Linked DNA regions of Homo sapiens: regions 1, 3, 4, 5, 6 and 7 are each linked to region 2. A link is a contact called in ENCODE Hi-C or POLR2A ChIA-PET data. All regions are on one chromosome and are shown on one strand. The core of a region is the stretch at or near the end of the contact, and the rest is flanking DNA. Distances in the headings are between cores, read along the strand shown.

The links. Hi-C counts contacts between places; a loop is a spot of excess contacts on that map. ChIA-PET counts read pairs that join two places held with the same protein, here RNA polymerase II (POLR2A). Pooled maps may share reads with other maps.
Region 1: a map with no recorded cell type shows a loop between it and region 2 (2.6-fold over the local background). The contact joins the enhancer-like site here to the promoter of MIR181A1HG in region 2. A Hi-C loop is called at or near these places in 1 of 168 maps with a recorded cell type or tissue (endothelial cell of umbilical vein), 1 of 37 single-sample maps with no recorded cell type and 5 of 50 pooled maps.
Region 3: a loop to region 2 is called in a pooled map, with 4 times the contacts of the local background. The contact joins the enhancer-like site here to the promoter of MIR181A1HG in region 2. A Hi-C loop is called at or near these places in 2 of 37 single-sample maps with no recorded cell type and 8 of 50 pooled maps.
Region 4: a loop to region 2 is called in a pooled map, with 4 times the contacts of the local background. The contact joins the enhancer-like site here to the promoter of MIR181A1HG in region 2. A Hi-C loop is called at or near these places in 4 of 37 single-sample maps with no recorded cell type and 5 of 50 pooled maps.
Region 5: a loop to region 2 is called in a map of OCI-LY7, with 4 times the contacts of the local background. The contact joins the promoter of DENND1B here to the promoter of MIR181A1HG in region 2. A Hi-C loop is called at or near these places in 4 of 168 maps with a recorded cell type or tissue (CD8-positive, alpha-beta T cell, OCI-LY7 and naive thymus-derived CD4-positive, alpha-beta T cell), 4 of 37 single-sample maps with no recorded cell type and 10 of 50 pooled maps.
Region 6: a loop to region 2 is called in a pooled map, with 4 times the contacts of the local background. The contact joins the promoter of ZNF281 here to the promoter of MIR181A1HG in region 2. A Hi-C loop is called at or near these places in 2 of 37 single-sample maps with no recorded cell type and 10 of 50 pooled maps. POLR2A ChIA-PET finds 5 or more read pairs at or near these places in 1 of 52 experiments (MCF 10A).
Region 7: a loop to region 2 is called in a pooled map, with 5 times the contacts of the local background. The contact joins the promoter of KIF14 here to the promoter of MIR181A1HG in region 2. A Hi-C loop is called at or near these places in 1 of 37 single-sample maps with no recorded cell type and 7 of 50 pooled maps. POLR2A ChIA-PET finds 5 or more read pairs at or near these places in 1 of 52 experiments (activated T-cell).

Annotation. Positions count from the first base shown.
Region 1 is chr1:200,476,208-200,480,094 of GRCh38, forward strand. It overlaps LOC124900414 (a long non-coding RNA gene), which reads right to left. Exons shown (of 3, transcript XR_007066784.1): 2 at 1,806-1,947. LOC124904480 (a long non-coding RNA gene) reads left to right here. Exons shown (of 2, transcript XR_007066783.1): 2 at 1,761-3,887. Among named protein-coding and RNA genes, the nearest start is that of ZNF281, 68 kb to the left of the region's middle. Within about 2 kb of position 1,609, at least 4 of the 41 ENCODE cell types and tissues checked have a DNase peak (open chromatin) inside an H3K27ac peak, as active enhancers do.
Region 2 is chr1:198,936,160-198,940,053 of GRCh38, forward strand. MIR181A1HG (MIR181A1 host gene) reads right to left here and starts at 1,270. Exons shown (of 3, transcript NR_040073.1): 1 at 1,067-1,270. RefSeq lists enhancers at 1,061-1,120, 1,521-1,570.
Region 3 is chr1:200,152,174-200,156,032 of GRCh38, forward strand. All of the region lies in intron 7 of NR5A2 (nuclear receptor subfamily 5 group A member 2), which reads left to right. Among named protein-coding and RNA genes, the nearest start is that of NR5A2, 130 kb to the left of the region's middle. RefSeq lists an enhancer at 1,433-1,502. Within about 2 kb of position 2,143, at least 5 of the 41 ENCODE cell types and tissues checked have a DNase peak (open chromatin) inside an H3K27ac peak, as active enhancers do.
Region 4 is chr1:200,867,754-200,871,444 of GRCh38, forward strand. No RefSeq gene overlaps it. Among named protein-coding and RNA genes, the nearest start is that of GPR25, 3.4 kb to the right of the region's middle. Within about 2 kb of position 2,163, at least 2 of the 41 ENCODE cell types and tissues checked have a DNase peak (open chromatin) inside an H3K27ac peak, as active enhancers do.
Region 5 is chr1:197,773,126-197,777,163 of GRCh38, forward strand. DENND1B (DENN domain containing 1B) reads right to left here and starts at 2,355. Exons shown (of 23, transcript NM_001195215.2): 1 at 2,014-2,355. The coding sequence starts at 2,030. RefSeq lists silencers at 1,703-2,212, 2,363-2,562, 2,854-3,148 and an enhancer at 3,523-3,572.
Region 6 is chr1:200,407,237-200,411,344 of GRCh38, forward strand. It overlaps ZNF281 (zinc finger protein 281), which reads right to left and starts at 2,800. Exons shown (of 2, transcript NM_001281293.2): 1 at 2,710-2,800; 2 at 1-2,487. The coding sequence starts at 2,469. RefSeq lists enhancers at 2,049-2,626, 2,627-3,204, 3,205-3,782, 3,329-3,378, 4,054-4,108 and a silencer at 2,809-2,988.
Region 7 is chr1:200,618,785-200,622,701 of GRCh38, forward strand. It overlaps KIF14 (kinesin family member 14), which reads right to left and starts at 1,967. Exons shown (of 30, transcript NM_014875.3): 1 at 1,627-1,967; 2 at 1-54. RefSeq lists an enhancer at 1,235-1,736 and a silencer at 1,905-2,054.

The sequences.
Region 1 (3,887 bases), core at 359-2,858, 1.5 Mb after region 2:
CAACTTTACCAAGAATAGCCAACAAGTTCATCTTACAACTACTATGAGCAAAAAGCGTTCATAAAAAATATCTTTTTTTTTTTTTTCTTGAGATGGAGTTTCACTCTTTTTGCCCAGGCTGGAGTGCAGTGGCATGATCCCAGCTCACTGCAACCTCTGCCTCCTGGCTTCAAGAGATTCTCCTGCCTCAGCCTCCAAGTAGCTGGGATTACAGGCACCCACCACCACACCTGGCTAATTTTGTATTTTTAGTAGAGACGGGGTTTTGCCATACTGATCTCGAACTCCTGACCTCATGTGATCCACCCACCTCTGCCTTCCAAAGTGCTGGGATTACAGGCATGACCCACCACGCCTGGCCCAAAAAAATATCAGAAAAAAAAATTGTTTTCACCCCTTTAAATATTAAATAATTGATTTTTTTCTGAAAATATTTCTTATACAATTCAATAAGCACACTAATTTTAGAATGGAGGGTCATTAATGCTGTAACAAAATTGGAAATATTTGCTATTATATGTTTTTAATACACACTAGGTACATATTAAATACTATATCTGTGTAATAGTTAAACATATTAGGTAGTTCATTAGGTTCATTTAAAATTGGCCAAGCTCAGTAGCTCACGCCTGTAATCCCAGCATTTTTGGAGGCTGAGGCAGGCAAATCACTTGAGGTCAGGAGTTCAAGACCTGCCTGGCCAACATGGTGAAACCCCGTCTCTACAGAAAATACAAAAATTAGCTGCGCATGGTGGCATGTGCCTGTGGTCCTAGCTACTTGGGAGGCTGAGGCAGGAGAACTGCTTGAATCCAGGAGGCAGAGGTTGCAGTGAGACGAGACTGTGCACTGCACTCCAGCCTGGGTGACAGAGTTAGACTCCGTCTCAAAAAAATAAAATAATATAATGTAAGGCCAAGGGCTCAGCAACAACGTAATGTAAGGTGCTTAGGTATAATTTTACAATTTTAAGAGAGAATGTGCTTGAGCTAGGAACCATTGAGAGAGAGTAGATGGTGGCAATAGTCAGTCAATTGTGCTACAAATACATTGCAATGGAAAATATACACTACAAAATTTTACAAAAGTAGCAAACAAAAAACTTTTTTTTTTTAATTTTTTTTGACCAAGTCTTGCTCTATCACGCAGGCTGGAGTGCAGTGGCATGATCTCAGCTCACTGCAACCTCTGCCTCCCAGCTTCAAACGATTCTCATGCCTCAGCCTTCCAAGTAGCTGGGACTATAAGCGTGCACCACCACACCCAGCTAATTTTTATATTTTTAGTAGAGACAGGGTTTCTCCATATTGGCCAGGCTGGTCTTGAACTCCTGGACTTGAGTGATCCACCCTCCTCAGCCTTCCAAAGTGCTAGGATTACAGACGTGAGCCACCGCGCCCAGCCGGCAAACAAAAATTTACCTATGATTCAATAAATGGTTTTCCCCTACCAGCCTTCCCCCACCACACATATACACTTTTTCTGATTCTGTTTTACCATAATGATGACACAGGTGCTTAACCAGCTCCGTGAGCTATTGGGGTGGCTCCTTGCCTTGATTTAGTCTTGTGCCCACACACTGACCCATGCAGACTTAGCCATGCATCCAGCACAAATTACGCTATTTTACATGTTTGGTTTAATGTATTCGTACCTGCTAGACATTGTAGCCAAAAGATTGTTTGCTGCCTAATCCTAGCCAGCTCTTAGGGTGACTGCCTAAGCCTGTATTGCTGGCTTCACAAGTTTTTTTGTTTCAGGTAAATAAAAATCAAAGAGCGTTCGAGGCAGCCGCATTGACTCACCTTGCAGACAAGCAAGCAGAGCCGCAGAGCAGTGACCCGTGCCCAGCGCCTCGCAGCTAGAGCTGGATTGGAATCCAGGGCTTTGCAGGCTTCCTGCTTCACTCAATCCTCTTTCTGTTGCCTCTGGCCTCAAGGTGTTGGCCTGGGAGGAAGTAGCAGATTAAATTCCATGGGCACGAAGTCCGTAGCTGACGAATACTTAATATGTTGCAGTTTCACAGTGAAAGTTGGCAAGTCCAGGGTGGGAACATGCCCCAAGCAGCTGAGTCTTCTGGATTTTACTTCTGTTCTTTGCCTCTCAATTTTTGATTTTGTTATATAAAAAGCAAATCAGTAACTATTGCATTATATTCTGCAGTGACTCAACAGCGACACTTAATTCAGCCAACCAAGGTTTACTGAACTGCTCGTGGTGCCGGGAACCGTGCTGGGATAGGATACAGGGACCAACCAGTCCTGATCATTAGCTTAGCCAGAGAGGTAAACTGACTGACAATCAATCTGCCAGGGATCAATTACTATGGAAGCTCATAGTGTGGGCCCCTAACCCAGACTGTGGGTCTGAGGAGGTCTCCTGGAGGTAGTGCTATCCTAACAGAGACCTGAAGGGTACTTGGAATCCAGCCACAGAATACTATTTACCATCTCATTTTACTCTCATGAGAATTCTCCCCACTGTAGGCAGGATGGGTGTTGATTTAAAAGAAAAAAAAAAAAGTAGCCTGGCGGGGTGGCTCACGCCTGTAATCCCAGCACTTTGAGAGGCCAAGGCGGGCAGATCATCTGAGGTCAGGAGTTCGAGACCAGCCTGACCAACATGGAGAAACCCCATCTCTACTAAAAATACAAAATTAGCCGGACATGGTGGTGCATGCCTGTAGTCCCAGCTACTTGGGAGGCTGAGGCAGGAGAATCGCTTGAACCCGGGAGGCAGAGGTTGCGGTGAGCCAAGATCATGCCATTGTACTCCAGCCTGGGCAACAAGAGCGAAACTCCGTCTCAAAAAAAAAGTAAACAGAATAACAAACTTAAGGGTGGCCAGCATTAGAGCTGGAATGGAACCCTGATGTCCAATGAGCTCCCTGTAGAGTGGACTTTGTACAGGACCATGTTCTCCTAAAGTGACTAGAGAGCAGGAGCCACCTGTCACTCAATGCAGCAGCATTGGACCCTCCCAGCCAAACCCCACTCCCACCTCCCATCCTACTGGAGTCTCTTTCCCTTCGTCTTGGTCTACTTGAGTAGATAGGGTCCTCGTTGGTGCAAACAATCTGTGATTTATGACCCAGATAGTCCTGCCAGGTCACAGAGAAGTGTACTCTGCACCCAGCAGTCCTCAAGACAGACTTAGGCTCTCGGTTCCTGCAAGGCACCCCTAGAGGACAGCCTCTCAGCAGTACCCAGCACCCTGCACAGGGCCACTTTTGTAGCCTCCACCTGCCTGCTCACTCCCTTTTTCTCTCCTTGGCCTTCTCCACCCTGAATGCTTGTGCAAGCATGCTCACTCTCCTTCCCCAGCCCCTCTGCACACACTGACACACACTCAGCTCCCAGCTTTCATCCTCTCTCCCACCTCTTGTGGTGAGTTCTGAGCCTCTCCATGGCCATCCTCCCAGCCCAGGCCATCCTCCCAACCCAGCCTCTCCATGGCCATCCTCCCAGCCCAGACCATCCTCCCAGCCCAGCCTCTCCAGCCCATGGCCAGCCTCCCAGCCCAGCCTTTCCATGGCCATCCTCCCAGCCCAGGCCATCCTCCCAGCCTAGCCTCTCCAGCCCGTGACCAGCCTCCCAGCCCAGCCTCTCCAGCCCAGGCCATCTTCCCAGCCCAGCCTCTCTAGCCCATGGCCATCCTCCCAGTCCAGCCTCTCCATGGCCATCTTCCCAGCCCAGCCCCACCTCTCCAGCCCATGGCCATCCCTCCCAGCCCAGGTCAGGCTCTGAGCCCAGGCTCTCCAGCCCATGGCTATACTTCCAGCCCAGCCTCTCCATGGCCATCCTCCCAGCCCAGGCCATTCTCCCAGCCCAGGAGTATTTCTGGAAATGCTCCCAGCCCAGCATTTCCAGAAAAGGAAAATACAGCCA
Region 2 (3,894 bases), core at 20-2,519:
TTAATTTCTTATAAGACTTAGCTTATAACTTTTTAAGGATGTGGATAATTCTAAAAGTAAAGGCATAATGTATTGCTAGATTACTGTAGCTGAATATAAAAAGAAAGCAGTAATGCAGGAACATTCTATCCATTTGTTTCCAATTATTTTATAAATTTAAAAACTGCATTGTATGTTGCTTCTGTTTGAACTCCATCAAAAAACCTCACTATGAATGTAAGGAACTTAGATGCTAATCATATCTTTTGCTTGCTAGAAAGAAGAAATGCCAAATTATTTTATTCTTCAAGCATTCTTCTATAAAGAAGCTTCCGCATGCTTCCTCCCCACCCCCACATCCTCACTCCACCCTATTAGGAATTTCAAAAAAAAAAAAAATCTTTATACATGGAAGGCTAGATCCTAAGACAGAAAGCTGTCTTTTCCTTCTGTCTTTACACTGGCCACTTTCAGTCGCCTTCACTTCTGCTGGGACTTTATTTCACATTGTGTGGACTACAACACCGAAACCAGTTCAGTCTCTATCCTTATTATAAAATTAAAAGTGGTGGTTAAAAAAACATATAAAGCCCTGGCTTGAAGCCATTGTTCAGAATTTAAGAGCTATTTGCCCCCAAGTGTCTTTGCAGTCTTTCATAGCTAATTATAATAACTGTCAGATGTCTGGAAAGTCTATGGTGCCCTTGTCAGTGGAGTCAGCAAAGTTTGTCTTTTATTTTTCTTGGGGACAGAGCAAATCTGATTAGACATAAAGAGCAAAAAGAAGTGAACTAAGTACATATGCGTGTGCCTTCATTTTTTCTTATGAACAAAGCAGCACACTAGAGCGATGTTCCAGCGCACAGCCTCCTACAGCTACTCTTTGGAATGCCTGACTTTTATTTTTAATTCTTTATCCTCAACAGAATAAAGTATGCAACAATTGTCCCTGGAATATTTTCCTGCCAGCTGAATAACCTTCAATATACACATGAAAGAGTACCCTTAAGAAATCTTCAAATATTGGATGTTTATGACATAAAACTATTTTAATCAGTACACTTGACGGAAAGAAAGGTATACTTACAATTTCAAAACGGTTATTTGCTCTAGTTTCTTGTCCCCGGAGGCAGAGCAGAGGCTTTTGCCAGACTGTCCATGATGCAGGTGCAGAATCCCTGTTTTCATGCCGGAGAGGAAGGTAGAAAGTGCTTCATAAAGTCACTCGGAACTCAGCCACTTGTGCTCAGACATCCCTTGCTCCTGTGGAAGCTGTACTATCTGCAGTTCTGAATTGAACTAAATTACAGCCCATGTGAAAGACAGGGGCAGTGAGTCATGTGAGAGATACAGAGCTATCCTATTGGCCACAAAGACATAGCTTAGGCATTCTGCCTTTTCCACCATTGGTGAATAGTTAAAACTGAAAGCATCTAGATCCTCCTCTTGAGCTTATTTGTCCTCTATGTGTGGAAGAATGACTGTAGGATTTTACAGTGACAGAATTAGTTAAGAAAGGGACTGAAGTCATCCTTCACAGAGACTGGTGGGAGGTGATTGGAAGCTCAGCTTTTTTAAGATTTCTTTTTTCTTTTTATCCCCCTGCCCTGCAGTTTTGTCTATAATTTGCCTGTTTGCCTGTCAGAAAAAATGTTTTTTGTATTTTTTTCTCCCTTCAGTTAACCTTGGAAGTGACAGAAAGTAAATTATCATCATATTCCTTTGCAGAACTGTCATGTTTTGAAGCACAAAATCAATTATTTTCAATGACGCATTTTCAAATTTTATTTTTACATTTACAGAGACTTTATTGTAGTTCTAAACTAATAAACTAAATTGTCCATTAGTGACACCAACAACAGAATTAACTTTTGAGTAATTATTACATTTTGGAGAAAGGAGGGCTAGAAATAACTCTGGGAAATAATAAAAGGCAACAATATCAAAACAAATCAAATAAGGGGCTTTAACTAAGAAGGGATAAAGAAGAAATATATTTCTCCATCAAAGTCACTCTTTAATTTACCACTTTATGTAAGGCAGAATGTCCAGAAACTGCCAGTCAGAAGGTATTTTTAGTTTTGCTAGGATTCTTTAATTCACCCAATTCCTTAAAAATACTTAAATGTGTTTGTAAAGATTTAGAGGCTGTAAACTACCTTAGAAGTCATCAAGTCTCACATTCCCTATGTTAAAGGTGAGGAATGTAGCCTCTGACAGTAGTGACTCTCTTCATAACACTGATCCACCGTGTTATGCAAAATAAATGAAGGAAACATTGAAATAAATACTAGTTTGCTCTGTCTTACGTACCTACTAAGAGCCAGTTACCTTCTCATTTAATTCAATAATTGTACAACCCATAGAATAAGTTTGACTACTTTCATTTCTCCTCGGCAAAAACAGACTCAAATGTTTTACTACCATGGTAGTGCCTGGATTTGAACCCAAGTGGCTGATTCCATACCTACTTTTTCCAACTAGGTATGTGTCCTTCCAAATAATGATGGTTGTCACTTATAGGTTCCTTCCTACTGTATGGCAAGTAATGTGCAAAACCCTTTAGAGCCCCTCATTCAGTTCTCACAACTGTTAATGAGTCAATTATTCTATTTTGCTGATTTCATTGATGAGGAAATGAGGTGTATACTACTCAGTATTATGTAGATGGTAGCTGGTAGCATGTGATTCAAATCAGCTCTGATCTGTTTTACACACTATATGGATTCTCATCACAGTGTTAAATAAGACTTGATTTTTCCATTTTTTTTTTCTTGTCTAATATATTAGAATATTTTGGCATAAATATGGAATATTAACTGTGGTCATGTCATTATCTGGGTCTGTTTGGTTCAGACCCAGATCATACCATTAAGTGATCCATAGGGGACTGGAAATAAGCATCAGAGGAGCAGTCATGGAACCATATTTATCTTGGGGCCCTACAAGCAGCCTCACACAGGGTCTTGCAATCATAGGAGCTTCCACATCAGTTGAAGGGGCACATGCTCTCAGAACATCAGCCTGGGTATTAATGAGTCCTACTGCTGGTTCAAAATCTGAAACCCACTGTTTAGCAGAATAAGTACCAGATCATTTCAAAAATAGTGTCAAAAATTCCATTTCAGCCAGATATCAAGAGCCACCAAGGAGTTTCCTGAATTGTAACCCTCCTGCAGCAGCTGTAATCATACAAATGGGAAATTTGCATTGGCTCCCGCAACCCTTGTGGGGTTTGTTTGTAGATGGGAGGTGATTACTGAAGTGCAACAGCATCTTCACCTGCACTTTCTAAAGCACACATTGCTGTTGCTCAGAGTATCATATAGGACAGGTTAGGCAGGTCCCAGATAGCATCGGAAGAGAGTTTTTAGTCCTCTTCTGTTTTGAATACTTTTGCTTCTTTCCATAAGTGCTGCTTACTTTCCTGGATCCACAATCCAATCACCTACCTCATGCTGTCCCGAACCCTTCCAGGTCAGCCCTCTCATATAGTGAGCATGTGATAACATTATGTTCTCCTTATCTTCATCAAATAAGCTTCTCTATTATATCACAAATATTTCAAAGACTGAGCTGTATCTTGTTACATTTTAATCCTGCATAATGCCCATCACAGTAGAGATGAGATAAATATTTGATTTTCTTTTTTTTGGCCTTCAGTGACCTATTCACTGGTACACAACAGATCAGAAATAAATCTGGTGAGGTAATGCGAACATATTTTTTAAAAACTTAGCACTTTAAAATATAGTCTAAAAAAGTGAATCAGACACTGGAGAACAAGTAGGAAAATTATTATGAGACCACAGAGTCTCCCTAATATTGGTCTAAATCAATCACATACAACACTTATACTAACTAAACTGATGGTCATGGTATTAGCACACACTTAACCTCAGTCCTCTCTGCTGT
Region 3 (3,859 bases), core at 893-3,392, 1.2 Mb after region 2:
ATTTCAGCATCAATTTGGGCAACATAAAGAGATTTCCAAAGCAAATCCTAACAAGTCCTGAATCTGAACCATGTACAAATCATAAATCCCATGGAATTCCCAATCTTAACATGTGCAATGAATGTATTCAGATCTATATATTTAAGTAATTAGTTCATTACTTTCTGATAGTTATGATCTACATAAAGGTTTTCCATATGTTACTGTTATGATCCAAGTCCAAACTCCAGTTATTTTTTATCTTTAGAGATAATATATTTAGCAAGAAGGCAAAAACGTGCCTGATAATTTTTATGTTCATATAAGAATGTTAAGAAACTACAAAAATGTGTTTTGAAATATTACAGTAACAAACAGGAAACAAACTAAAACCTTGAGTACCAGGTTAACTTCCCCAAAATACCATTTTAAAATACTGATGAATTTGAACAAGTGGTTTGATTTTTGGGCATCTGTTTTGTTTTAGGGGAAGGGAGGAATATTTAAATGATAAAATTTTCAAATATCCCATTTTTTTCATAGTTTTCCCAACTTTTGTGGATTTTTTTTCTATTTCGTTTTTCTATGCACCCAAAAATTATGTGAGAATTTTGCATTTGCCTTTGACATTCTAACAACAGAATGAACTGCCATTCAGCTATGGTCACTACATTGAGAGTTTAATGCTCCAAAAGGTATGCTCTGCAAGGACTGTGAAAAGATTAATTAGTCTTTGCTGGTTTCATCAGAGGATGCTGAGAAACTGGCAACAGGCTCTCTCCTGCACCACAGCCCAAGAGGAAGATCCTCTTTTCCCCAGCAAACCAGGTAGCAATGACATCTGCAAGGTTAGCCTTTCTATTTGCCAGTGTCCCTGACAATTAAAACAGTGAAAATAATTCATGCATTGCCAATCTTAATTACACTCTTGCTTTCGTTTATTCCTTTTGCTACTTTCCTGGCTGGTGTTTTGCATGTTACTTATATGCAGTAGTACTTATCTAAAGCCTACTTTAGAGTAGTTGTCCTTACAAGAAATGGAAGTCTAAGTAGAGTGGAATAGCATTTGGATGATTACAGATTCTCTGTGAATTCAGCTAACACTTTCCTCAAGGTAGCACTCATGCTCCTGTTAAAAGTACATTCTTTCCACATGCTTTTTTCACATAGTTAAAAAGAAATCCTTCCATGACATACTGAACCCTAATACCAAATAAGCTGGTGCTTCCCCTGAGCCACATAGGAGAATGTTGGCTCTGAGAATGTCGCAGCATCCCTGCACTGCTGTGATGTGCAGTCAACAGAGGGTACGAGCTCTGGCAGAAAACCCAGAACAGGATATTATGCACAGTAGGGGCTTTCCAACCCAGCTGTTCCAAGCCCTATAGGGTCAAAATGATGGGGAAATCCAGAATGACAGTAATTATGCCATCAACCTTACGGCTCCCTGCCAGAGAGGTTGCTGGTTAGACATCTATACATCTAGTAGCTGTTTAATACATTTTTTAAAACAGGTATAGTGAAAGAATGCATTTTAAGCAGGAATTGAAAATGTACTAAGAATGAGACAATAATGTATGAGCAAGTACTTACTTTGTTTCTTACTTTAGGTAAGAAAAAATAAAAGGAAGGAGGAAAGGTATGGAGGGGGAGATAGAGGGATGGAGGGAAAAGAAAAGGAAAGAGAAGTAGATAGAAAATCAAACACAGATGAAAGCAAAGACAATTATGATTATAATTATTTCATTCCCTAATCATGTAAGATTTGAATTTTCTAATTAAGAAAAAAGAACAAAATTAGTTCATATGTCAAAAAGAGGATTCTAAAATTGCACTGACATAAATGTTATTCTGTGATTCAGTTGCATTCTTAAATTGGTGTGTTATTTATGCAAATTATGGTAAGAAAAATAATTTTGGATATTTTTGTTTTACAAATATATTTTTCACTTTCACCACATTATTTCCAGAAGTATCTTTCCTTCCACAGGGGTTCCCTGTCTGCTCTTGCTTCCTCCAGCTCCTCAATATATGTACCTTTCAGGGTTGTTTCAGCAGTCCTGAAGTTGTGTGTGTGTGTAAGCATGATTAAGAGTACTTTTGTGGGAGTGTGCTATTGCCAGCCTCACAGATGGTGTTATTTCCTGTGTTAGACTTCCTACTTACTGATAGCTGGGCTCACACTTGACATCCTCTCTTAACTGCCTCTAGACCAAAACATGCAAAGTCTTGCAGTGTGGGAGGGAACCTGTGGCTGTGCATTGGGTTCAGTTGATAACAATAATCACCAGCCCTGATGAGTCACCAGAGAGCAATGGGGTGATACTCAAGTACCAGAGAGATGGTGGTGGTCTCTGGTGGCCCCACCACTGTCCACCACTTGCAAGTAGATAAACTGGTCATTAAAGGAGCTGTGGAGAGCCAGATGCAGTGGCACATGCCTGTAGCCCCAGCTACTGCAGAGGCTGAGGCAGGAGGAACACACAAGGCCAAGAGTTTGAATCTGACCTGGGCAACATAGTGAGACCCCTATCTTTAAAAATAAAGAAATAAGTAAATTTTTAAAAAGAAAGGCATTATGAGAGTTTCAGCAGAACATTTAGGAAGGGTCTTCTAGAGATAATGATGGACAAGTCAGTAAGCTGCTTGTTCACACACTAATGTCCAGTTCATGTTGACTGCTATCTACCCACGTCTTCTCTTCTGGCACCTGCCTTAGTGGCTGGAAGCTCTCTCAGAAGCTTAAAAAGATGCTTTTATTTTACCTACCCAACAAGGTTTCTACGCATTCCAGCCTCCAAGGAGGGGTGGTTCCCCTTTGTGAACTGAGATTTAGGAATATCTATGTTTACAACTCCGGGACTAAGATTCAATAAAGCTTCAGGAGGGTGGAAGTGCAGCTTGTGAGGGCAAAACTTTAGAATCCAGTGGACTTCTTAAGGTCATCTGAACAGTGAGAGTAAGTACTAGGCTCTTATCCCACTTCCACCACCAACCAATGCAGAAGTGGGATTAAGATTGATAATCCTGAGATAGCATTAAATGTTTTGATACAGGCATGCAATCCATAATAATCACATCAGATAAACAGTTGTTCTGTGCACACAATCTAACATTTATGCATTTTTTCTTTAAAAAACCTTTCTGCATCCAAATGGCACATTCATTAAGTTTAAAATGAAGCACAAAAGATAGAGATAAAATGAAGCAACTCTATAATTATATAAATTATAAATCTTACTGTAATAATTATACAGTAGACTTGGAGAAAGACAGGCCTTTCAAGAATTGGTTTTTAGAGATGTGTCTAATGCCTTAAAGAAGTGTTTGCTTTAAAATCTTGAAAAAGCCTCATGTAGAAGTGAGATGTTGTAAAGTCATCATTGGCTTTGGCCACTGCCAGGTCGACTACCAGTTTGCTATTTGTGATGTATTTCACTATTTTGGAACTTACAAAGCTATTCCTGATTTCCTTCTGTTAATGGAGGATTAATGACAATGCTGAATCCACAGATAATAATAAAAAAATTTTTTTTTTTTTTGGACAGTCTCACTCTGTCACCCAGGCTGGAGTGCAATGGTGCGATCTTGGCTCACTGCAACCTCCACCTTTTGGGTTCAAGCGATTCTCCTGCCTCAGCCTCCCAAGTAGCTGGGATTGCAGGTGCCAGCCACCATGCCCAGCTAATTTTTGTATTTTTAGTAGAGACGGGGTTCCGCCATGTTGGCCAGGCTGGTCTCGAACTCCTGACCTCAAGTGATCCACCCGCTTAGTCTCCCCAAGTGCTGGGATTACAGAGGTGAGCCACCGCGCCTGGCCCAAAAATCAAATTTTCAACAGTTACTTAAATCCACTACTTCCCAAGATGAAAGCTTTATT
Region 4 (3,691 bases), core at 913-3,412, 1.9 Mb after region 2:
AACAGACAAAATGACATATAAGAAATTGATATTGGCCGGGCACAGTGGCTCACACTTGTAATCCCAGCATTTTGGGAGGCCAAGGTGAGAGGATCGCTTGAAGCCAGGAATTTGAGATCAGCCTGGGCAATATAATGAAACTGTGTCTCTACAAAAGGTAAAAAATAACATTAGCCAGGCATGGTGCTGTGCACCTGTAGTCCCAGCTTCTCAGGAGGCTGATGCAGGAGGATTGCCTGAGCTGAAGAATTTGAGGCTGCAGTGAGCTATGATCACACTGGGCTACACTGCAGCCTGGGCAACAGAACAAGCCCCTGTCTATTAAAAAAAAAAAAAAAGAAATGCATATAATAAAAAAAAGAAATGCATATAATAAATTCTATGTCACAACACAGAGCAAGGTTTTAAAAATATATATTTTAAATTTAATAAATGATGTTAGGAAAGCTGGATAGAAATATGAAAACATCGATTACACACCAGGTAAATTTTAAAATACTAATGAAAATTATTTTTTAATGACAGACTGAATCTTCTTACATTGTCAAAGAGAAAGTAACATTCTAAACTCTGAAATTGCTAATAGCAACAAATTTGACTATATGAAAATGTCAAACTAAAATAAATAATAGCTAAGAAAAGAATTTGGAAAAATATTTGAATCAAGTGGAATAAATCATGACTCATCCTAAATATATAGTTTGTACAAATTAATAAGAAATACATAGATTATAATAAATATGTGAAGGACATGATTAGAATGGTTCACTTAGGAAATAAATAGATTTTCCATCTTATTTATAAACAAGTGCAAATTGAAATGAGGTACCATTTTACCTCACTGCCTATTACAATGGAAAATATATGTTACCGATGAACATCTCTAAGAAGACTGTGTTGAACCTTATACTCTCATACAATGCCAGTGACATTCTAAACTGCTAATCACTGTAAACATTTGTATCAAGCAATAAAAATTTTCATTGCCTTTGTTACAAAATTTGTATTTATAACGTGTTTTACAACATATTTATATAAATGTTATATTTATACATATTTATATAAATATGTTATATTTGTACATATTTATATGTATATAAATACATATTTATATGTACTTATACAAGAGCATTTATGTTATAAAAACAATATAAAAAAGTCATAAGTGCAATTATTCATTACAAATTTCTATAACAGTTAAAAATACTAGAAACATCCTAAATATCCATATTTAAGGGTTTAGAAAATTAAGCAACATAGACTCATGTGGATTTATATGATATTAATTGAGAATACTGTGTACACTCTAATTACAGATACGACTTTGAAACACCTGTGTAAAAAATGTGAAGAATATCTGAAATGGAATATTTAAAAATAGAAAATCTAAAAATAATGAGATTACAAATAAATACTTTTGAAAATGTCCTTCACTGGCTAAGTTTGGTTGTGTAGGGGTAGCAGGTCCAAGATGACGACTACTTCTTTATTCTGTAATGTATTAGATGGCTTTTATGATTAAACATAAAAAGGCAAATACAATTTACTTAAAATGTTAAGATTCTTTGTACAGAAAAATTAAAATTAGAAAAAATAAGTTATAAGAACTTAAATATAACCTGTAAAGGGGCAGAAATAAACCTACTCTCGAAAACAATTTAGCCCGAAGCATTGGATATTTATTTAAAGTATCTCCTCTGTTTTCAGGCTTGTGCTAATCACCCTGATGAGTAGAAAGAAGCTCCCCCTCGCCCTGAGAAGTTCATAATCCCATGGGCAAGGCAAGACGGAGCCACGTAACAGTTGCCCTGGCTCCAGCAGTGCAGAGAGAGGAAGTCCTCTTAGGGATGGAGGTTAGAGAAGGCTCCCAGGGGTGGGATGGAGGAAGAGGGAAGACTTCTTCTGCTTTGTCCACACCTGTTAGAGAGCATGGCCAGGATTCCCAGCCTGTAAGGGTGAGTGTTTCTATTAGTTGACTTGTGTGTAATCCTGTGGGGAGTCCTCCTGAAGGGTGAAAGAGCAGTCTTGTGAAGTTGGCCTTGGTCACTGAAACCGGGCTGGGCACCCCAGGAGACCGGGCCTAAGGCAGTGTCCCTGGCTCTGACCTTTGCTGTTTCTTCTCATCCAGACAAGTTCAGTAAGGCCCATGGACAGCACCCAGGCCTCAGCAGAGAAAATTCAGCATATGCTCTGGGCCACAGACTTCCCTTGGGTATGAGATGATGGCCCAGGAAGCAAGTAGCTCTGTGATTTTTAAAATAACCTACTTCTACTTCCCCTCAACCCCCTTCCTATATTCCCCTCTTGGTCTGCTTGCCCCATTCTTTGTTTTCACCCGGCGGCTTCTCTGCTGTTCATCTCTAGCTTTCAGGATCACTCACACTCTCTGAGCCCGCAGACTGAGGTGTGCCTGAAGGGGTGAAGTCCAGCAACACTGGGTCTGTCTCTGATGGTCTCTGGGCTCTGGCAGGCAAGCACTGCCCCTGCTAGCCTTCTAGGGGAGGAGGCTGCAGCCCCCTACTCCACCCCGGATGTGGGCACCGCTCACCAGCAACCACATGCTCAGACATTAGAAAAGCGGCTCTGGGGTGGGTCTTCAGGGGAAAACCAAGCCCGGAGGCTGAAAAGCCAGTGAAGGGAAGGTCCAGACCATTCATTCCCTAGGCTCTTCTCTTCCCTGCCCATCTTGTAATTGGTGTGGGAGAAATTCTTGACAGGAGCAGCCTAAACACTGCATACCCAACCCTCTGTGAGCTCTAGGACCATTTTCTTTTTGAGATGGAGTCTCGCTCTTTCACCCAGGCTGGAGTGCAGTGGCTTGATCTCAGCTCACTGCAACCTTTGCTCCTGGGTTCAAGCGATTCTCCCACCTCAGCCTCCTGAGTAGCTGGGACTTGCGCGTACCGTGCCCGGCTAATTTTTGCATTTTTAGTAGAGACAGGGTTTCACCATGTTGGCCAGGCTGGTCTCGAGCTCCTGACTTGAAGTGATCTACCCACCTCGGCCTCCCAAAGTGCTGGGATTAGATGTGAGCCACTGCGCCCGGCCTCTAAGACCATTTTCCAAATCCTTCCTGGGGATCTCCGTGTGCCAGAGGGACCCTGAGCGAGGGTGACCTTATGTCCCAGTTTGCCCAAAATAGTCCTGGTTTACGGCCCAGGTTAATTCTGATAGTGCCCCTTTCACTCTCAGAAACATCCTGGTTAGATGATAAATTATTTCATGACCCCACTTCAACATCAAACTGAACACATACACACATGTGCCTCTCTGTGTTCTTGGCAGTTAAGGGGACAGCGTCCATATAGTCCCTAAGCAGAGAAACCCCAGGCTTATCTTTGACTCCTCTTTGTGAGACCTATGATGTTACAATTATCTCTTGAATATACCCTCCCATTTCTGTCCCCACTGCTCATGATCTATTTCAGACACAAATAATTACAACCTACTATGGGGTCTCCCTGGCTTGAGCCTCTCCCTTCTCCATAGTTCTGCCAGCGATCTTTTCAAAACACAGATCGATGCCTCCTGGCTCCCCATGACCTATAGATTGAAATCCAAATCCCCTCATGATCCTTTCCTGCTTCATCTCCTGCCCCCACCTTCCTACCCTGGGCTCTGGCAGACTGCTTGTCCCCTGAAAAGCCCACATTCCTACTCATTTTGGTATACTTGTTCCCTTTACTCCCTC
Region 5 (4,038 bases), core at 1,105-3,604, 1.2 Mb before region 2:
TTCTGAAACTTGGGGCAAAGCATTTAAACGCTGAGACTGTTCTCCCTTACCTATGAGGTGCCTTGTCCACTTCACAGAATAATAGTGAGGATTATAAATCAAATAACATATGTGCAAGTACTTCATTAAGTACTAAGTGCTACAAAAATGCAAAGTATTGGTTTTATCTTATTGGATCAAATTTAAAAGCCAGAGTGTCCCTAAGTGTCATTATACCCTGCCAACAGAGTTTGACACAGGTTCTCAGGCTGTCTCCAAAGGACTTGCAATATAAGTGTAAATGATGAATACATGGTTCCACCTGCCAAGTTCTAGATCACCATAAAACATTGATAATGCTCCATGAATGTGATACGTTGCATATACTTTTCTTAAAATGTATTTACTGTACTTATGCATATTTAAAGTAGCAAACTATTCATAGCTCTAAGGCTAGCAACATAAAAAGCCTTCTTTTTATCCATTATCTTTGGAGAAACCAGCCATCTGCTTCCATGTTAGATTTTCCCACTAGAAACTGTAAGTTTACTTTGCTTAATTCAGAAGTTATTGACTTTTTTACTAACTTGCCATATTTGCAAAATTTCAAAGCAACATTGGTTAAATTTCAAAAAGTGAACTGAAATATACTGAGACACTTTTTCTTCATAACATTGCTGTTTAAATCTCTCGTTCCATCATAAGGTAAAAGATTAAGTCTGTTACCACAACGGCCAATGTGTTAATATCTCAGTTATTCCTGCTAACAAGACCTTAGTGCCTTTGTACATTGGCTGTATTTAATATGTACTTCCTTCAAGAAACGAATGCCAGCTCTGACTTTAAAAAAAAGCATTTCTTTTTTTGGAAGCTTTTCTTATAAGATATGAATCTGGAAACATAGGAAGTGACAAGACATATAAATTAACATGCAAATATACATTTTTTTAGCCTTTCCGCTATTAACTTGTTTCAATGGGAATAATCTGGGCTCAGATGACTTCCTCCCTCTTAAAACAATTAATGTCAAGAAGCATACTATTTTTACTCACTTACCCTGCCCACCATGATGTCAAACACACTGAAGAAAATAATTCTATTACATAATTTCCCTCTTTCCCTAATATTCTTTAGAATTTCTCTTAGGTGTAAAAGTTAAATATTGACTCAGTTTTACTTCTGTGAAATTCAAACGGCCTTTCACAATAATACAAATATACATGGCATTATTTTAAACTTTTTGAGAAGGAGATAGTAAAGGGTGGGTAAGCGAAGTAAAAAGGAATTCTTTCCAAAGTTAAGTTTCAGAAGAAAAATATAAAACTCATGCCTCTAAGATACCTAGAAACAAAATCACCACCGTTATTAAAATTGCTTTTTACCTAATCTCCTGAGCAAAGTAGTCGTTGATAAATACTTTAGCACACACATAAAAGTACCCTCTAATTGGATACCGTTTTGCAAGAACCATGCATCTACAGTTGCTGCATAAAGAAACACCAGAGACCAATCTAATTTTATAAGCAGAATCATAAGAAAACATCCAAGACAAAAGTAACAAACGGACTTAAGAAAACACCGGTTATATTTAATGCTCAGAGAGCACTCGGAATAATAACCTCTTAACCTCAACGCTGACTCCCTCCCGGACACCACACGCACACAGGCAGCCCCAGGAGAGTCACATCTGACACACTCGGGGGAAGCACGAGAACCCCTCAGCGGCGGTGTCAGGGGCCGCCCGGCCTCCCCTGTCCCCCGAAAGGCGGGCGTCGACAAGGCGCTAGTGGCCTCTCCGGGAGGAGCCGCGCCAACCACGGAGGGCCGGGGACGCAGGGCGGGCAGGCTTTGCGGCCTAGCGCCGTCCCGCCGGCCGGCCAGAGGCTTGGGGGCCGGACCGCACCCCCAGCCCGCCCGGCCAACCTCGGCCGCCCGGGGAGCCGGTTGAGCGCGGAGGCGCGGAGGAGCCGAGCTGGCCTGGGAGGGGCCGCCGAGGGACGCCCGCCCCCGACGCGCCCGGGCCCCCCCACTCACTTGGTCCTGCAGTCCATGGTTACATGTCGGTGTGGGGCTGTCCGTCCGGCCCCCGCGCGCTGGCCTGGAAGCCCGCAGCCCGGCCGCGCGAGGGTCGCGCCGTCCCCGCCCACGCCGGCGGCCACACAGGGAAAGAGGCTGCTCACAGCAGCCGTGGCGGCGGGCCCATGTCGGCTGCGCCCCCGGCACTTCCCCGCCTCCCACCCCACCCACCAGAGCCTTTCTGTGACAGCAGCGGTGGCGTGGCCGCCGCCCCCGTCTCCGCCGGTAGCCGCCACCAAAGCTGAGGCCTCTCAGTTCCTGCGACCGGGGCCGCCCGCTGCGGCTCCTGCACCTTCTTGCAAATCAGGAAGTCGCCGGGAGGGGGAAGGGGCGCGCGGGGACGCGCCCAGCGGCTTCACCTGGGCCGTGCGGCTCGCAAGTCGGAGACTGTGGAGGAGGCGGGGGCCAGGTCCCCGCGCCCGGGCGGCCAGAGGGTGCAGGGGGAGCGCTAGTGCCTGCTGGGATGGCCCACGTACCGCTTTGCCACCTAGCCAGAAAGGCAAGGTGCCCCCTGTGTCCTCAGCATGAACCAAACCGGCTTCCTTTCTGGGTCCAGTCCAGATTCCAGGGCGTCGGGGCTGCAACCCCACAAAGGGCGAAGTACCTGGAAAAGTACCTCGACCTGCAGTGTTTTCCACACACATACACACGGACTTGGGTTCCTTTCATTTCATACTACAAATTCAGAGCTCAAGTTGATGCCCCTGGCTCTTGCGTCACTCCAGCTGTGGCCTGCTTACAGCTCTCTGAAATCCAGAGCTACCCCCTCCTGATTCAGGAATGTTCAGACATGTGCACCTGCTAAATAGCCCTGTCAAGTAGCCAAATGGTAGTGCCCCACTTGTCTGCGCATGTGGGAGGCAGACATTCCTATACCACAGACTGCAGTGATAACCAAGGACTAACTTTTGAACACATGTACATAGTCGCAGGCCTCATAGTCTGGCAGTTTAGGCGAGTTCAGAGAGGGCACCACTGAATAAGCGTGGGAGGGACTGATTTACACAGCCCTAAAGCACATGTGAAGCAGGTTATGTGCACTCTCACCCAGTACTTGTCATAGGTGTGTGATAGATACTTTCATCAGCATTTTACAGATGAAGAAACCAGGGAGTAATGGCAAAGCTGGAGTTCACACCAGGTCTATCTGATGCTGATTATTTACTTCTACCTCATATTGCCTGTCTCCCTCCTCTGCTGTCTCATATTTAGGATCTACTGAGAAGACAGGTAGAAAAGTCTTATGATGGACATTCAAATGACTGTGGAAGGCCAGGCTCTTACACAGAGATCTTCTGGGAAAGGCCTTCTCCCAGCTAACACTGCCACCCTTGACACATAGCCACAGTGTTTCTTCCAAAAGGTGGTTACTTCAGACTTTATTCATGCAGAAGTTAAGATGATGAGAGGAAACCAAATGTGGTATGAATGTAGTGTGAGTCATAAGACATAAAAGTCAGAAAAGGAGTCTTAAGAATTAAAAAACTCAAGAGTCAGAGAACCTGAAGTTGCACTCAGTTATATAACCTTAAACTTTCTTGCCAAAATTGGGTACTACTTGGTCAACAGGATCAGAAATATTGTATAGCCATGGGCCTGTTAGTAAAAAATGAGGACGGGCCATAACTGGGAAACAAACAAACAAAAAAAAAATGTGTTTATCATAAAGTGTTGTCATAGCTTGACTCGGGGTGAGACACTTCAGTTTCTCGGTTCCTACATTTGTAAAATGGGAATTATTACTTGTACATCACATGAGCAGTGTGATGTTCAAGTAAAACAGGTGCTACAAATTTGTATTATCTTTTGAGAAATTATTCTGTGAATTTCAGTTTCACAATTAGGCAAACTATACTACATAAGTTTTCTTTTCCCAAATAAAGATTTTTCTGCATAAGTGACCATACTCCAAAGCCTTGAAAAAAAAAATTCGTAAGCTAAAAGCCACTTCTGCCCCAACTGTTACTGAATTTCTCAAACTTC
Region 6 (4,108 bases), core at 1,550-4,049, 1.5 Mb after region 2:
TCTAGGCTCTATGTCTTTCTGAGGATCTATCTGGCTAGCTAACTCCTGAGATGGAATCTGAAAGCCTGTTGAAGACTCTAAGTTTTTCTGTTCCTTCTGGCTAGTCAATTTCTGAGATGAGGACTGGAAGGCTGATGAAGTCTCTAAGTTCTTCTGAGAATCTATCAGATCATCCAGCTCCTGGGAAGGTGTCAACTGCTGATGTGTAGCATCCAAAGCAGACAAATAAAGACCTGGCTGAGATCCAAACAACATCCCAAAAGGAGGCTTTGGCAATGAAGATGGCAACACTGAGGTAACAGATTGGCCGAAACCACACTCCAAAGGAGACGTAGTGTATATTTGTTTTTCTGGAAACAAAGTGTGGTTGTGGAGAGGTGAAGACAAACTGACAAATTGGAAACCGTGTCCAAGAGTAAAACTTGCATTAGTGGATTTTTCAAAAGCCTGTTGGAGGTATTTGGAGTATTCTTGCAACATACTTGCTTTATCATTTGAAGGTGTTTGGGTGCCTGGGCTCAAATTTTCTTCTTGAACCAATTCTGAGTGTTCTCCTGAGGTGTGTAAATCCACTCGTGGTTCTGCAATATTGAAAGGATCCTCTTTCTGGCTTTCTGATTTGTTGGAGTATTGATCCAAAATACTTTGTAAAACCTCATCAGGAATTCCAGACTTGTCATGACAAGATTTAATTTCAGCATTTAGAGCTGAGGAGTCAATAAGTGACAATGGTGCCTCATTGTCCAAAACACTGACACCTGCAGACTGAATGACAGACTGTTGGGAGACCATGTGTCCTACGTTTATAGAAAAGGCACTGTTGCTGCTGGCAGTTGGTAAATATCTTCTTTTCTTTGAAAACTGCATGGCATCATCATAATTACTACTTATCTGACCTTGTTTGCCACTTGTACTTTGGAGAAGACCAATGGTCTCCACACTATTATTTGATACTATGCCAAGTGAGCCACTTGGTTTTCCAGACAAGGATTTCTGTCCTACTATGTCTGGTAATGGTGACACAAAGTTAAGGTAGTTTTTATCTGTATTCTTTCTGCTTCCTTTCTTAAAGATCAATTTTGGCACCCTCTTCTGCAGTTCATCTATTCCAGTGCCAATTATGCCTCCACTGGAAGACACGGTAGGCATTTCTACTGAGTAACTCTGCATGTTTATATTATTTGAAATTTGCGATTCATTTGTTTTACCGGTCTTCTGTTCCTTATTTTCAATAGCTATGCTTTTTGACTTTGTTTTTCTCCTTGAAGAACTTGTATTTCCCTGAGACAACACAGCCAGATTACCCATATTGGTATGGTTTGATGACCCAGGTTCTGCACTAGTGGCTCCTTTAACTATGACTTCACCACATGTGCGCCTGTGCTTCAACAATCTATCAGTCCTTGAAAAATACTGTTGGCAAGTGTCACACTTATATGGCTTTTCTCCACTATGTGTCCTCTTGTGTCTCTCCATATGGTACTTCTGAATAAACTTCATGCTGCACTGATCACATCCAAATGGCTTCTCTCTACTATGAATTTTCTCATGTCTCTGTAGTAGGTATTTCTGAATGAAACCCATACTACACTGGCTGCACTGGAAAGGTCTTTCTCCTGTATGAATGAGGACATGTCTCCGCAGGTGATAGGAGCTTCGGAAAGCAGCACTACAGTGATCACAGATATGAGGTTTCTGACTTGGGGAGAGGATGGCACCTTCTCCATCTCCAACCAAAGAAGGTTTGGAAGATGCACTTGGCTTCCTCTTGGCTTTGATTCCCTGAGATTCTGGCTTTGGCCTTTTTGCCTTTTTGACATTAGTGTCCTGCTTTGGCTCCTCAGTGCCATGGTGGTCATCAGTCCTGCTACTGCTGCTGAGTAATACGTCACGGTGGTGCTGGGCTGGTTGCTGCTGGACATGCTGGTGGAGAATACTGAGGTCCTGGATGACGCCGTGACTCCCCCCTTCACCGCCTCCTAGGCCTGGAGACCTCTCTTCAGCTCCAGCGAACAGCCCCCCATAGTGGTGGTGGTGATGGTGGTGGTGGGACTGCTGCTCCTCAGGATCCGCGGGTTTCTCCTGTTTGATGCTAACCAAAGACTGCAAGAACCCCCAGGAGGTCCTCTGCGAGGGGAAGGCCGCGGCTGACGCCGCCGGCTCCTTCTTGAAAGTCATGTCCGGGGCTGGCGGAGGGGGGGGCTCAGCGGCCGGGGCTGCGGAGGTAGAGGAGGATAACACGCATTGCGGGGGAGGGGCGGCCGACCCCGCCGGCCGGGTGAAGCTGGTGACCGGGGGAAGACGGTGGTTGAACATAACCATACCCTGGGGAAAGGTGGGTTCCATCTCTGCCCTCCTGCCGCTGCTGCCGCCGCCGCCGCCGCCGCCACTACCACCGCCGCCGGAGCCGCTACCACCGCTACTGCCGGTACCTCCGCCGCCACTCAGGAACCCACTGCCGATTTTCATACCCCGGAGGAGGCCTGGCTGAAGAAAGGAGGAGGAAGAGGGAAGAGGGAGGAAAGGAGGTGGAACCGGGCCCCGGGCCGGGACCACCGCAGCGCTAAGGACCCCGCCGCGCCGCCGCCCAGACCGCAACGCGCCCAGCACTAATTCCCAGCCCAGTCGCCTCCGGCACCGGCACGCATGGTCCTGCGACTCTTCCCCAGGCCTCGCCCTCTCCCTCCTGGACCCACCGGCAATACTTACGGGTCCCGCCGCCGCCGCAGCCGCCGTCGCCTCCAGTTAATAAAAATAACGCCGTCCTCTCCACAATGGAATTAAAAGCCTCCCGTGTACTGCGCAGCCGCGGCGCAGTGTCTGCTGGGAACTCCTCGACCCGGCCAGAGGGGAGGGCTAAGGAGCCAGGGCGCCTGCGCCGCAGCTTCCGCCCGGCCTGCCTGTCAATCACTGGGGCCGTTGGGCGGAGGCGGGGGAGCAAGGGCAGGGGAGGCGGGGATTTGGAGCCCTGCTAAAAAGGGGCTTTCGAGGCGAACAGGCGTGATTGGTGGGCTGCACTGAAGGAGATGAAAGTGGTTGAGGGTTTCTGGGGGAAAGACGCTCAGGAGGTGGAACCCAAGGGGCGGGAAGTTACGGGGGACTGTACTACAGCGTGGCGTGGGAGATGCAGAGAAAGGGGCTGGAAGAGAAGGTGAGGGAAACTGAGGATTCAATGTTAGGGCTTTCTTCACTCTAGGTTTTGCAATCCAGGTCTTGAAATAAAATTCAAACCTAGAAGTGGATCATTGAGGGCACTTTTGATTCTATCAAGAAGCATTCAACTCCAAATGCTCAACATTTATTAAAACAGGTGCTTATGTTATCCCTTTGAATTTGGAAGCACTAATAATGGGCGCATATCCTTTGCATTTATGGGAGGAGCCTGCTTTGAAACCGCAATTAGTGGTACCGTTGCAACAAAAAAAAAAAAAAGAAAAAGAAAAAAACTTGTCTTACTGCCAACCTTCCTGAAGGCTACTGGAAGAGGAAACCGAGCGTAATCCAGGTGCAGCAGTCCTGTAAAACACGCCCACACACATACTTCATTATCATTACATCTTATTTAAATGCCCCCGTACCTTAGCCTGGCTAATCAGTCTGTTTGCCACGTTATGAATGCCTGGCCCTTTATATTGTTTATGAAAAATTAACCACCAGGCCATTCTAAGAGCTCTGCTAGGATCAACTCTTTCCTCGCCAGTACAGAATACCGAGAAACTCATTGCAAATTTAGAAATTTTTCTTGTAAGGGAAAATTATGAAGTAAAATCTTAAAATCAAAGTTATATCAACAAAATCAAACAACAAATATTTATTCAGTGTCTAATGTACACAAGGCACTCGATTTCATGTTAAGCATGCAGAAATCTAAACCAGACACTTTCCTAGCAAAGGATATTTATAAATGAGAAATTTTAAATAAAAGAACTAGAACTATGACAACAGCTTATTTACATAGTATGTTTTCTTAATGAAGTTACATGTACATCACAATGTTTCTAGCTAAATAACTTCTCATAATTAAATAATAAATTCTCTGGGAAATTTCACAATCGAAACCATAGGGATTATTTACTAATACTTATGGACCTCTCTCAGCCTGCCCTAA
Region 7 (3,917 bases), core at 717-3,216, 1.7 Mb after region 2:
TCATTTGATTTCCAGCCATTTCTTATGTATCCATTTCTGAAAGTATCTGCTAAACTAAAAGAAAAAAAAAAGATTTAGATCACACAGACTACAAACAAGCTTTAAAAATATAGAGAGAACATCCCATTGTGTAAGTAAATTCCCAGAGGCATACATTACAATAGATCACAATCTGCAGCTCAGATACTGCTTCCAAGCAACTTCAGGCAAGTCTCTCAGAGAACTTACCATCATTATTCAACAAATATTGACTAAGTTTCCATTAGTGCCAGGCCCTCTGATAGATACTGTAGACTTCAAAGACAAGAATACAATTCCCATTTCTTTAGTCTAGAAGAAATATACTGATAAGCCATATATCAGGCCAAATGTGTCAAGTGACTTAGAAGATGTAAAAAGTGCATGCCAACATAGATTTTCAAGTACTTCCAGTGTGGGGAATGGGAAGGACTAAAGGAAACCCTAGCACCTAAATCAGAGTGTGGAGCAAAGTATTTTTATAAATACCTGCTACACGTATTTTTTTTTTTTGCCAATGTTCCATAAGAAGGTTTATTTTATTTTATTTTTATAAAAATATTTTTTTTGAGATGGAGTCTTGCTCTGTCACCAGGCTGGAGTGCAGTGGCACGACCTTGGCTTGCTGCAACCTCCTCCTCCTGTATTCAAGCAAATCTCCTGCCTTAGCCTCCCAAGTAGCTGGGACTACAGGCGCCCACCACCATGCCCAGCTAATTTTTGTATTTTTAGTAGAGACGGGGTTTCACCATGTTGGCCAGGATGGTCTCGATATCTTGACCTTGTGATCCGCCCGCCTCGGCCTCCCAAAGTGCTGGGATTACAGGCGTGAGCCACCGCGTCCGGCCCATGTATGTTGAATACAGGAATGCCTATAGAGAAGATTGAATTGATTGGTGTCACGAGGCAGATTATTCCCAAGTACCACAGGCAGTAAGTACGATAAGTACTGTAAATTAATTGTGTTGAGAAAAACCATGCAAGATTAGATAAACAGACAACCTGCCCTTTAGCAGTAAGACAACAAATTAGACAGAGGTGTATGTAAATATACAGCAACAATATCTATCAGGTATTAACGTTTTAAAGAAAGGGAACAGCAGTGACAGCTAAGAGACCTGGCTTTTAGTCAGCTTTGTATCCAACTCCTTACAAGGATGTAAACAAGACTTTAAATTTGCATGCCGGGTTCTAACCTGTAAAATGACACTGGTTCAAACTATTGCAAAGATTATTGCTAGCGAGGAACAAATTAATGGAAGTTCATTTTTAAATGAGGCTTTTAAATTTTTACATAAATAACAGTCATTACAAAAAAAATTCGTCAGCTTATAAGCATCTCCCATCAACGTTTCAACTCAAAATACAGAATTTTCCTGTTATGAAATGAATTTAAAGGCAAAAAGAAGATTCTGGAAATTCTCTTGCAACTAAAAACCATTTGCGATTTGCACAAATCAATACGGTTTCTGTTTGAGGAGTTTCGCCATCAGATTTTAAAGAGGACTGGAAGGAATACAAGGAAAATAAGCACAATCCAAACCAAAACATCCGGTGATTCTGTTCTTTCTCTGCTAGTCATTACCAGGGGCTATGACTAAGAATTACCTCTTAATGCCAACCGACTCGGGGAGACTCGGGGAGAAGCCCACGGGCCGAGAGGCCCTGAAGTCCGGCTTCCCGGTCCCAGCAGAGACGCTGCCTTGCGCCCTTCGTTCGGGGACCCCTTCGCCGCCGACCTGGAATGCTGAGGAACTGAATGGGGGACTGGAGCTAAGACCACCCGCCCGCAGAGCAGTGGTCGCCTGTAGGGAAAGCGTCCGCACGCCCTCCCCAGTGCCGAAACTTCGCCCCTCCGCAGGGTCCGGCACCTTGGGGACCCCCTCGACACAGTCCCCACGCCACTCACCACCTCCAGCGCCGGCTCCCCAGAAGGCCGCAATTTGAATGGGCGCCCCGCCTTCTGATTGGCTGCTGGGCGTCGCGTCGGGTGCCGCGCCTTTGCTTCCACCCGCCCCCCGGAAGTGCCGGTGGTTGGGCTCCGGTAGCCGTCTCTGAATGCTGGACTCGCCCCACCCTCATCTCCCAGGCAACGCTCCCTCCCCTCCTCGGGTTCTGCTAAAGCGTGGAGCTTGGCCCCCTTTAAATCCGACCAGAGGAAGGGGCGGCGGTCGCGGGCGCAGCGGGCCCCTCGTTGAAGTGGGTGTCAAACGAAAAGCATGACAGTGACACTCTTGTCGGTCTTTAATCTAAAAGAAGCCATTACATCGAAGACTTCACATTGTAAATGGATATTTGCCCCCAAGTTAATCATAATAATTAACTTTTCTAGTGTTTCCTATGCAAGGCGTTCACGTAGGAAATATGCTAAATGTCTTATATGAATTTTTAAACAGTCCTGAAAATCTTGTGAGATAAATATTAATGTTATCCCTCGTTTACAGATGAGGAACTGAGGTTTAGAGTTAAACTTGTGAAAGATCAGACAATTAGCAGTGGCATAACTAGAACTTGAAGGTTCTTGCCGCCGTACAATGTAACTCCGTTTCAGTAAAAGTTCCCTTTTTTTAATTTTTTTTTTCTTTTTTGAGACGGAGTCTCGCTCTGCAGCCCAGGCTGGAGTGCAGTGGCCCCTGCAACCTCCGCCTCCCTGGTTCAAGCGATTCTCCTGCCTCAGCCTCTGGAGTAGCTGGGATTACAGGCGCGCACCACCACGCCCAGCTAATTTTTGTATTTTTAGTAGAGACGGGGTTTCACCATATTGGCCAGGCTGGTCTCGAATTCCTGACCTTGTAAGCTGCCAGGCGTGAGCCACTGCGCCGCCCAGCCCCCATAAGATTTTGAAATCTGAAAAAATATTACAAATACATTCTGAAAAATAACCAAATAAATGAGAAAGACTAGATAAATAGATATTGTAAAGCAACAATGTTTTTTAAACAGGCAAAAAGTACAGAGATATTGAAGAAGTATTCACTGAGATAGAGACCATAAGTAGCTCCAATTATATAGACCAACCAAACAGATGATAAAGTACTCATTCTAAATCTTACTCTAAAAATCATTCTAAAACTCAATTAAAATTAAGGTATAAGGAAACTATCAGAAAATAGAATATAATATTTATCAGGGCCAGGTGCGGTGGCTCACGCCTGTAATCTTAGCACTTTGGGAGACCAAGGCAGGCGGATCACTTGCAGTCAGGAGTTTAAAACCAGCCTGGCTAACATGGTGAAACCCCGTCTCTCCTAAAAATACAAAAATTAGGCAGCCGTGGTGGCGGGCCCCTGTAATCCCCGTTACTCAGGAGGCTGAGGCAGGAGAATCACGTGAACCGGGTAGGCGGAGGTTGCAGTGAGCCGAGATCGCGCCATTGCACTCCAGCCTGGGGGACAAGAGAGAAACTCCGTCTCAAGAAAAAAAAAAAAAAAAGTTATCACATCTATGGGAAAATGATCATTCAATTTAGAAACAAAGCAAGATATGTCAAAGAAAAGACAGACAAACTCAAATACATAAAAATTTTAAACATATGTATAATTCAAAATAATAAAAATAAAATGTAACTGGAAATATATATTAAACATGACAGAAGACATAAAGACCTTTTTCAATTTTAAAAGGAAAATAAGCTCATAAATAGAATAAAGCAAGTATTTTTTTAAATCCACCAGAGGGAGACAAACAGAAAGAAAACGTGGAAAGAGTCGAAGTAAAACTGGCACGTTTGAAGCTTTCTGGATTATGTAAGATTTAAAGAAAAATGATTAACTCATGCTAATTAATGATCTCTTAAGATTAAATTTTTTTTTTTTGAGACGGAGTTTCGCTCTAGTTGCCCAGGCTGGAGTGCAATGGCTTGATCTTGGCTCACCGCAACGTCCGTCTCCCAGGTTCAA